2 separate regions of the Homo sapiens genome follow, and region 1 is linked to region 2. The links are chromatin contacts, found by Hi-C or POLR2A ChIA-PET in ENCODE. All regions are on one chromosome and are shown on one strand. Each heading gives the region's core, a stretch centred on a gene start or an enhancer-like site at or near the end of the contact. The rest is flanking DNA. Distances are from core to core; before and after follow the strand shown.

Region 1 (4,745 bases), core at 1,829-4,328, 1.1 Mb after region 2:
GGCCCTCCACTTCCTGCCCTGGAGCTGCTGTTCCCAGTGTTGATGCCACAAACCTGGAGGGTGAGGCACAACAAGCAGCTGTGACATCATCAACTGAGATTCAGGACTGACCTTAGCTCTGACCTAAGAGGAAGAAAATTAAGCAGCAGATGCTCTTCAATTCCCAGCATCTCCTTTGGCAGTGCCAGAATTTAAAAACAAAACCAATAATGTCAAAGTAAGCCATGCTTGGTACAGAGTGTCTTCAAAATGGGCCTAACATGTCAACTGTTCTCGAAAACTGGGCTAATCAAAAAACAAAGCATAAGATCTGAGAGCTATAGTCCAGTAAGAAAAACAAACAAACAAACAACAACAACAAACCAGAAAAACAAAGCTGTTTCTTCTCCACCAGCATCTAGAACCTTAAAGGGGCCTACCTGGATTCAAACTGGATTCAAATTCCAGTTTTGCCATTTAACATCTATGTAATGTTGGGCAGATTATTTAACTGCTGGGTACCTTGGTTTCCTTATCTGTAAAATGGGCATCATACTATGCAGTAAGTACCTACCTAATAGGCTTGCTAGGAGTACTTGAGTTAAATACAAAGTGCTGAGAATAATGACGACACATTAAGGGTTATTTTGCATTTCAGCTATTATGATTATGTTAAACCATGTTTTGACTTCTTTTATCCCTTTCCAGTCCCCACCTGACCTCTTCCACTGCCTGCTTATTTGCCACTGAAAGCTGCCCCCCAAATGGCCTTCCAATCAGATCGTAAGGCTGTTTAACCATAATACCATTCTGAACAGTTTATGGTGCTGACTTCTCAAACTGAAGTCTTGTAGGTAGTTTGCAGTTGAATGCAATGTCACACCCCCTAACATTGTCAGGGAAAAGGTCATGTGCTTTGTTTCCATCCTTTGCACCAAATCCATGCTATCTTCAGGGAAGTGCAACCACCCAATGGTTCCTTTCCCAGACTTGACCCCATGCGGTTACCTATCTCTTCCCCTTGATGGGCCACCACTCTTTTCAGGAAAGAACATTTAATACAATGCAAGGTTTTAACCAATGGCTCACTTGGTTGGTGACAGCTTGGAAAAATCAGGTCTCAGGAGACAATCTGTGGTTACTTTTCTGGGAAGGGGAGTCGGGGTCCCCAGGTTTCATCATTCCTGGGCACATATAGGTAAGAGCGAACCACTACCCCTCCATCCCCCAAGAGAGCGCCTGACAGCATCCTTCAGCCCAGCAAAGCACAAGGCGCAGCACCAGATCTTGGGCTTCCCACTTCCCTCCGCCCATCTTACTTATCCAAGGTTCAGGTCTTTAAGTTGGGACCCTTTGGTTGCTGCTATTGAGCTGGGGAAAACTAGGGGGCAGAATCAGTCAATCTAACCAGCTGTTGGGGAAAGACAGCAGCTAGAGACCTAGTCAATCACGGTAAAGAGCCACGGGGCAGTAAGTTTCATTTCAAGAGAGGTTCAGGAATGGCTTGGTCAAGAGATTCAATCTCACCCAATCAATGAACAGCCCGCAGATAGTAACAATGCCACGCAGAACAGGATGGAGATCATTCACAAGTTTACCCTCCAAAAGTCAGACACCCTTAGAACAATCTCTGGCAAGTGCCATGTAATGAACCCTATCCTCAGACCAAACGTTTTCTCCCAAAGAACTGGCACAGCCACCAGCTTTGTCTCAGGAAATTCACTCCCCCAGTAGCCCAGGGCGGGATTTCTTGCCTACCCAGTCTGCCAGTCCGAGGCCCGCGCGCTTACCATTGGCGTTCTTGCCGCAGATGAGATGCTCATAGGGCTGCAAGACGCCCCAGAGCTCGGCGTCGTTGTTGATGACCATCTCCAGGGCCTCAGCAGACACCTCCCCGCCTCCGGCCCCTCCGCCATCAGGGCTGTGGCTGGCCATCACCCTGGCCCGGATCTCCTCCACCAGGTTCTCCATGCAGGCGGTGAGGGAGATGGCTGCGTACTCGTGGATGCGCACGGAGATTCGGGTGTCCACCATCCAGCGGAAAAAGCGACCCACTGAGAAGGTGAGGCCGCAGCGCGCGGACTTGCCCCGGCGCAGCCCGTCGCCGGCGCTCATGCTGTACAGGGACAGCGCCTTGACGGCTGCCAGCGCGCAGCTCTCGGCCAGCGCCCAGCTGTGCACCAGGCGCACGGCGCTCTGCACCTCAAAGCGGGTGCACTTGGCGTGCAGCACGCTCAGGCGCTGCGCCTCGCGGGCCACGCGGATCAGTGCCCTGCGGAGCAGCCCGGCCAGGCGCCTCACCGCCTCGGCGGAGAACTGGGGCAGCCGCCGGCCGCCAGCGCCTTTGCGGAGCACCCGGGCCACGTCTCCTTCGGTCCAGGGGAACTCCTCCAGCTCGGGGAGCCGCGGACAGCGCGAGAAGAGGTCGGCCACTTCGGGGTCCTCGGGCAGCACCGTGTTCACCGTGTCCCAGCTGTTGTGGCGGCTGTTCATGGAGCCGGAGTAGCACCACCAGGCCGCCCCGCGGTGCTGCTGCGCCGAAGAGTTGAGCGCCTGCGAGTTGGACTTGGAGGACGAGAGGCTGAGCGAGCGGCACGAGTCCCCGGCCCCATACCCGGAGTCCAAGGTCAAGTCCTCCAGCGTCTTCAGAGTCGAGCTGTACGTCCCGGCCATGGGGAGCCTGCCGAGGGCGGCGTCGCCGAGCGAGGGGCACTCACAACTCCATGCCCTCTTTCCCAAGTGGGCAGAAACAAGCTCTAGGCCCTCCGGGCCACCCTCCTTCCTCTCTGCGTCGCGGGGCTCGGCGGCCGCATTGCCTGCCCGGAGGCCGCGGGAAGGTGGCCGAGATCCGTGGCCAGCAGGAGCCCCACGCTCCCGGCGTCCCGACTCGCAGCTGCCACTGGAAAGAACCCCGTCGCTACCCCCCGGCACTCCCCCTTGTCCACCTCTAATTCCCACAAGCAGAGAGTCAGTCCTCCACAGAGAAGGAATCCCGGGAGAACAGGGCGGCGGCGGCAGAAGGAGGAGGCGGCGGCGCAGGGCGCAGGGCGCAGCGCGAGTCCGGGACCAGCCGGCGAGAAAGCGCTCTGCAAACTTCTGCGCTGCGCCGGCCGGCAGCACAGCTGGGTACCCGGCTGCGTCCGACATGCAAATAACCCCGGGCGGCTTACCAATCACCGGCCGCGATGGGCGGGGCTGCACCAATGATCTCCGAGGGGGCGGTCACTATGCAGATTTCACTCTGCCTCGGGTTAAACCCCGCGGCGAAGGAGGCGGGGCTGGAGGCCGAGGGTCGGGCACGCGGCTGGGATGGGGGTGGGGATGGGGGGGGATGGGGGGGATGGGGGGGTGGGGGAAGGGCGAGCCAGCCAACTGGGAGGTGGAGGTGGAGACCGGAAAGCAGCGGTCGAAACGATAGCTCCGGAGCTCACGATTTAAAGAAAAATGCAAAGGAAAAGCTACAGGGCGCTGCCACCTTCCCGCCACCCAGGCTTTGGGCGTTCGCTGCTCGCTTTCGAGCCCTCCGCAGCCAGGCGTCCTGGGGTTGGGGCCAGGAGAATGGGGAGGGCCCCATCCAGGCGCTCCACCTCTCCTCCACCTTCCGCCAGGCCCCTCCCGCAATCCGAGATGAAACGCTGGCTGTGTTTGGAGGGAGGAGGGAGTCCCTGCCTCTCTTTCCAAGTCCGTCTGGTTCCTTTGCGCTGCCGTCTAGGCTCCAATAAGGACAGAATTTCTTAACCTGGTATCTGATCAATGGACGGGCCCCAGGAAGCCTGTGAGTGCCTCCGCCCATTTGTGGTTTCACCTGCAGTTTTCTGAGTGCCACTATGGGGAAGGGGCACCAACTTTTGTCAGATTCTCAAGAGGATCCGTGACTTCCCTGTTACCTCTGTGTGACGATACCACTTGCTGTCAGGTGGGTCCTTTTTGTCCGAGATAGACAGTGTTCTTACAGGAAGAATGAGAAGAAGGTGGCAGAGCAGTCCCTCGCCCTGGGCTGAGCTCGGAACACCTAGCTGGATGCAGGTGTTCGCCTCCTAACGCGTGCCGGTGGGCGAGCCGTATGCCCCCGCGGGACCCAGTTCCTCCGGGGTACAATGAGTGGCTGACCTCCAGGCAGCGCCAGTGCCAACCTGCCTCCGGGCGGGTGTCCCAAACGGTCCGCCAGAGCGCTGTTGGTTCAGCAGTCCCATGCCCGGTGCAGGCATGTCCCGCCGCTGCCCTGTGGCTACTCACACGCACGTGCGCAAACGGACCTGTGCCCCCTCCAGTGGAACCGCAGGCTCAAGGCGGGGATTGTGCATTCGCTCTCCCCAAGTCAGCCTCCCCCACTCCTGAATGGCTCCTTTGTGTTGCATTTTACACAGTTCTGACCTTGGGCCGTGAGTTGGATATGAACTAGAAATGTCTGGTTTGTCTCTTTCCTTCTTAAATTAATGGCCTTTACCCCCGGTGAAACTGCTTTTTATTTGGCAGTTTCGCTTAATTTTGCCTTTCCGCGGGTCTTTATTTATGCAACATCGCCGCCCGATGGTTAGAATTGGGAACAGAGTCAAAGATGGAAGTACTGTAATACCAAAGACGCAAGTCAGCAGAGATCAAACTAACAAAGGAGAATGCAGTCACACTTTACAGACGTGAGATTAGAAATTAAAGTAGGCAATGAGGTCCAACTTGTCAAAAATACAAAAGTAAATTTTATGCAATTTAAAACTTTATTGGGGAAATATAATATTAAAGGCAATGTCGCCCTCTAATGGATATAT
Region 2 (4,328 bases), core at 703-3,202:
TGGAATATATAGTGTAGTGAGTAGCAACATGCAGGAGATAGAAAGGAAAATAAATCCTTGTCTCTCATTTCCATCTCTTCATGGATGTAGCAAATACAGGGAATGGAAGCCTTCCATTAGAGATGGCCTCCTTAAATGTCTGCAAAAATTCTGAAATTTGAAGTTCTAGTGGAATAGTTTCTCTGTTCCTCCTGACAGATTTTTCTACTATTGTAGCTTTCTCCGTTGAGTAAATGATTTTATCCTCTTTGATTCTTTTGACTATTGTTCTTAAGAAAAATAAAAAGTAACGAAATACTAAGTGAAAAGGAATGGTTCATAGGCTATCTCTCTGAAAGGCAGCCATTGTTTTGTTCTTCTATATTGGAAGCCTTTTCAGCTGGTTATCCTCTCTAACCTGAAAACAACTGTCATTCGAAAGTGTTATTTCCAGTGGCCTCAGGGCATACTATCCTTTCTCTTTTATTTTATTTTTTGAGACAGAGTCTCTCCCTGTCGCCCAGGTTGGAGTGCAGTGGCTCAAGCGATTCAAGCGATTCTCTTACCTCAGCTCTCGAGTAGCTGGGATTACAGGCGCCCGCCACCACGCCCAGCTAATTTTTGCATTTTTAGTAGAGACCAGGTTTCACTATGTTGGCCAGGCTGGTCTTGAACTCCTGACCACAGGTGATCCACCCGCCTCAGCCTCCCAAAGTGCTGGGATTACATGTGCGAGCCACCGCGCCCGGCCTCCTTTGTCTCTTAAAGGCATTATCCAAAATACTCATCTTCCGGTTTGAAGAGCAGCAGGGATTAAATGTGTATTATGTATGCAGCAATTTGCCACTCCCTTTGCCCTGCCCCAGTTACTGCAATAGAAAATTTCTGGGAATAAATACATCTCTGGTAAATTCAATCTTGCTAGTGAAGATTATGAAGGAAACAAAGAAAGGACACTTCCATTCCAGAAAGGTGTTTGTTTCCCAAAAGGTTAGACATTGATTCAGAACAAAGGGAACCTGAGGAAACGGGTATAAAAGAAAATCAACTCTGAATGTGAGGTATTAGAAAGCCATTTGTTTCCTAGGGAAAAGGAGGAAAGATGGGGTGGGAGACATGGGCTTTACTGTATAACCTTGGTCATGTCACCTAAACTTCTTGGAACTCCTGAGTGTAAGAGTTGGGACCAAGGATCGCAAAGCTTCTTTCATTCCTAAAATTCTATGGTTCCACGATTATGTAAGCTGAAACAGGCCATTCTGTTGATTTCCTAATCTCCAGGAGGAAAGAAACTAGTCTTTGGGAGTTAAACCGACTAATTTAACGGAGAATTACCAATGTGGAGGTGGGCGAACTTCACAATTATGGGGTTTTGGACAGTAGAGATGCTCTTAAAATTTCCAAGAGGACCCTTCCCCCGTCCTTGAACCTGGCTTTACAATTCTCTTCACTCTTTGGGATAGGGGAGCGGGTAGAACCTAGTTTAGATTGAGGTCGTTCATTTGAGCATTTCCCCTTTACTTATTTTGGGACCTTTAACGACCAAATGCCGAGAAACAGATCCTTAATTACGGTTCCGGGATCTCGAAAGGCCTGTAAAATCCTGCTTCCGCATCTTCATCCTTTCTTCGGGTATTGGGATCTTTTTTAAAAATGTGTATTTCTGGCGGAGGGGGCATGGAGTGAGGTTCAGAACAGCAGAGCCGGGCTGACGGATGCTTCTTTCGCGGGAGGCTTGGCTTGCGGGACTCCGGGTTGGGGCCGCACGGGCTGGCAGGCGGGCTCCGGGCAACAAGGGCGCGGCTGCGGACTGGCGGGCGGACCCCGGGGAGGGGCTTCACGGAGGCGCCGCGGCCGGAGCGGAGCGGAGCCGCCCGGGCTGGGCGCGCAGCGCTGCCGGGCGGGCGGTGGCGCTGCGGAGGCGGTGGCCGAGGCCGACGAGCGCGGAGGAGGGGCCCGAGGCTGGGGCGGCTGGTGGCAGCTGCCTCAGTGACGACTGCCGGCATCGCGGCGACCTGAGGAGATCAAGCCGCAGGCCCCGCCGTCGCCACCACTCCCGCCAGTCTTCCTTCTCCGCTCCCGGCCGGGGCGTCAGGAATGGGCCCCAATCGCCGTGGGCCCCGCACCCTGCGTCGCCCGTAGGCCCCAGTAGCCGGAGGCCGACCGGCCTCCCACTACCCCTCGCCCTAGCCAAGCCGTCCCCACCCCAAATCCCCGGGAAGGAAGATGAGGGAGACGGGCCCGGCGCTTAGCAGCCAGAGCAGCAGCAGCAGCAGCAGCGGTCGGGGGAGGGTGTTTCGCCGTTTCCTCTCAGCCGCCAGGACAAGATGGCAGCGGCCGCGGAGAGGGGCTGAGCCCGGGCTGGGTGGTGCCGCCTGCTGAAGCGCCTGGCTCCCGGTCCCCGGCACGGCCCTGCGCCCCACCCCGGACATGCTCAGGGCTGCGGCCGCCCGAAGAGGAGAGAGCGCGGGCCTCTAGGAAGGTAAGGGAGTCGAGCGAGGGGCGCCGCCACCCCGGGGTGGGGGGATCGGCTCCGTCTGCGGGCTCCGCGGCCAGCGGACCCCAAGCCTGACCCGGGCCTGGCCCGACACCTCCGGCGCAGCCCGCACTCATTGCGCGTCCCGTGCCCCATCCGCATCCCCAGCGCTCTCGTGCTCCCAGTTTCCGCCCTAGCCCCTGCAGTGTGGCCCGGTATGAGCCGCTCCCTCGAAGCCGGCGCCACGCCAGGCCCTGGGCCGCCGGACGCGGGGGCCGTAGCCTCCGGGAAGCCGCGCCTGGCCGGGGCCCGGGGGCCTCGGCCCCCCCTCCCCCTGCCAAGGTTGCGCAACGGCTCTTCCCAGCAACCGAAGTTTTGTTTAGTCCCACGGGGAGCCTCTCTTCCCCCTCCGCAGTCCTAGGCCGTAACTACGGAGATCCCTTTCCTTTCATTAAGGGGAACAAACAAACGCGCAGGCACGCAGCTTGAGCACCCCAGCCGATGGCCGCGTCCCGGGCTTTGTGGCCCCGTCCCCAGCGTCGCGGAGCAGCGGGTTTGCAGGGTGTCAACTCTGGGGACGTGCGTGCGTGTGTGTGATTGTTGGGGAGGAGAAATGTGATCCGCGGCTCCGCGTCCCCAGCGGCGGCGGGAGGAAGGCGTGGCGGCCGCGCGGCGGGGCTGTTGCCGGCTTCTCTCGTTACGGTGGCTGCCGCCCGCTTCCCTTCGCCGCACTGGGAGAACTGGCGGAAAGACTTTGGATGAAAATGTCTGTTTCTCTGTCGGGAGGGAGACGGCTGTTGTAAAATGGTATGTGGCTCTCGGGGAATCCTGTTGTTCCCGTCTCATCTCTGCTTGAGGAATTGCGCTGAAGAGTGTGTGCGTAAATTACCTTGGACTTGTTACAGAGTAGTCGTAACACGTTCAGGCCTTGAACCGTGTTTTCACAACCTCTTACTGCCCTGTTAGGGAATTTGTTTTTCCACCTGTCAGTTGGCTGCTTCTAATTATAATAAGGGGCTTCTATTAGCAACAGCAAAAAATTTCAGTTTATCGTCCAGTTTAGAGGGAAAGCGCATGGTTGGCTCTATTGTAAACTTTGTTTTGATGTCTGTCTGGTACAGGGCCGGAAAAGTTAGCTGGCAAACCAGTCTGCGTGTGCTTTTGCGTACTTTCTAGTAGTTTGGAGATCTGCTGACACTTTTTCCCTTTTTGCTATTTTAGGTATTTGCTTTTAGCTGTAGCTTCTGAAGTGGGAGTACTTATATTCATTCAAACCATCTCAGTTAATTTCAAAGTTTTAGTTGCTGGGCTCTTTAAAATTTTTAAAGAGGTTTCCTTTCTGATCAAATTTTTGATGAAAAGTCTTGAGCCGTAACGGTGGTTACTGCTTACCCAACTAAGACATTTTAATCCTATATTATTTAATTTTTCAGAAGCTGGTGAAGTCTCACCATATGTTTGATAAGTCTAGATTCTGCTTATGTTTGCAAGTGCAGTGCTAATTTTATACAATGAGCAATGATAAGGTTTAGATAGGTCATGATTAAACTTAGTATTTTAAGTAAACAAAATATGACTGACCTTTTGTAAAAAAAGTTTTCATAGTTTTATTGATTATCTTATGCTTTCGTGCCACTTATCAGTAATTGCAATTTTACCAGCCAGATACAGTTATTTAGTTTTAAGTCAATGAAATATTTCTTGGTGTATTTATGGCTGCATTCATAAAGTGTAGAGGACTTTTATTTCTGAACTATAATGCTTAACCTGTTTGAGATTTTTCTTTTTTGAAATTTACTTATTTAAAATTTATGTTAAGGCAGAGATGTGTTGAAATATTTGTGATGTTTGGGCATGTCTTTTTTTTTTTGTA

Evidence for each region. Hi-C counts contacts between places; a loop is a spot of excess contacts on that map. ChIA-PET counts read pairs that join two places held with the same protein, here RNA polymerase II (POLR2A). Pooled maps may share reads with other maps.
Region 1: a loop to region 2 is called in a map of B cell, with 14 times the contacts of the local background. The contact joins the promoter of ABTB2 here to the promoter of HIPK3 in region 2. A Hi-C loop is called at or near these places in 5 of 168 maps with a recorded cell type or tissue (B cell, CD4-positive, alpha-beta memory T cell, CD8-positive, alpha-beta T cell and 1 more), 1 of 37 single-sample maps with no recorded cell type and 15 of 50 pooled maps. POLR2A ChIA-PET finds 5 or more read pairs at or near these places in 1 of 52 experiments (WTC11).

The regions. Positions count from the first base shown.
Region 1 is chr11:34,354,932-34,359,676 of GRCh38, forward strand. ABTB2 (ankyrin repeat and BTB domain containing 2) reads right to left here and starts at 3,079. Exons shown (of 17, transcript NM_145804.3): 1 at 1,770-3,079. The coding sequence starts at 2,652. RefSeq lists an enhancer at 2,005-2,114 and a silencer at 3,065-3,264.
Region 2 is chr11:33,255,429-33,259,756 of GRCh38, forward strand. It overlaps HIPK3 (homeodomain interacting protein kinase 3), which reads left to right and starts at 1,953. Exons shown (of 17, transcript NM_005734.5): 1 at 1,953-2,461. RefSeq lists silencers at 1,708-2,037, 2,298-2,637, 2,708-2,907 and enhancers at 3,248-3,297, 3,338-3,427.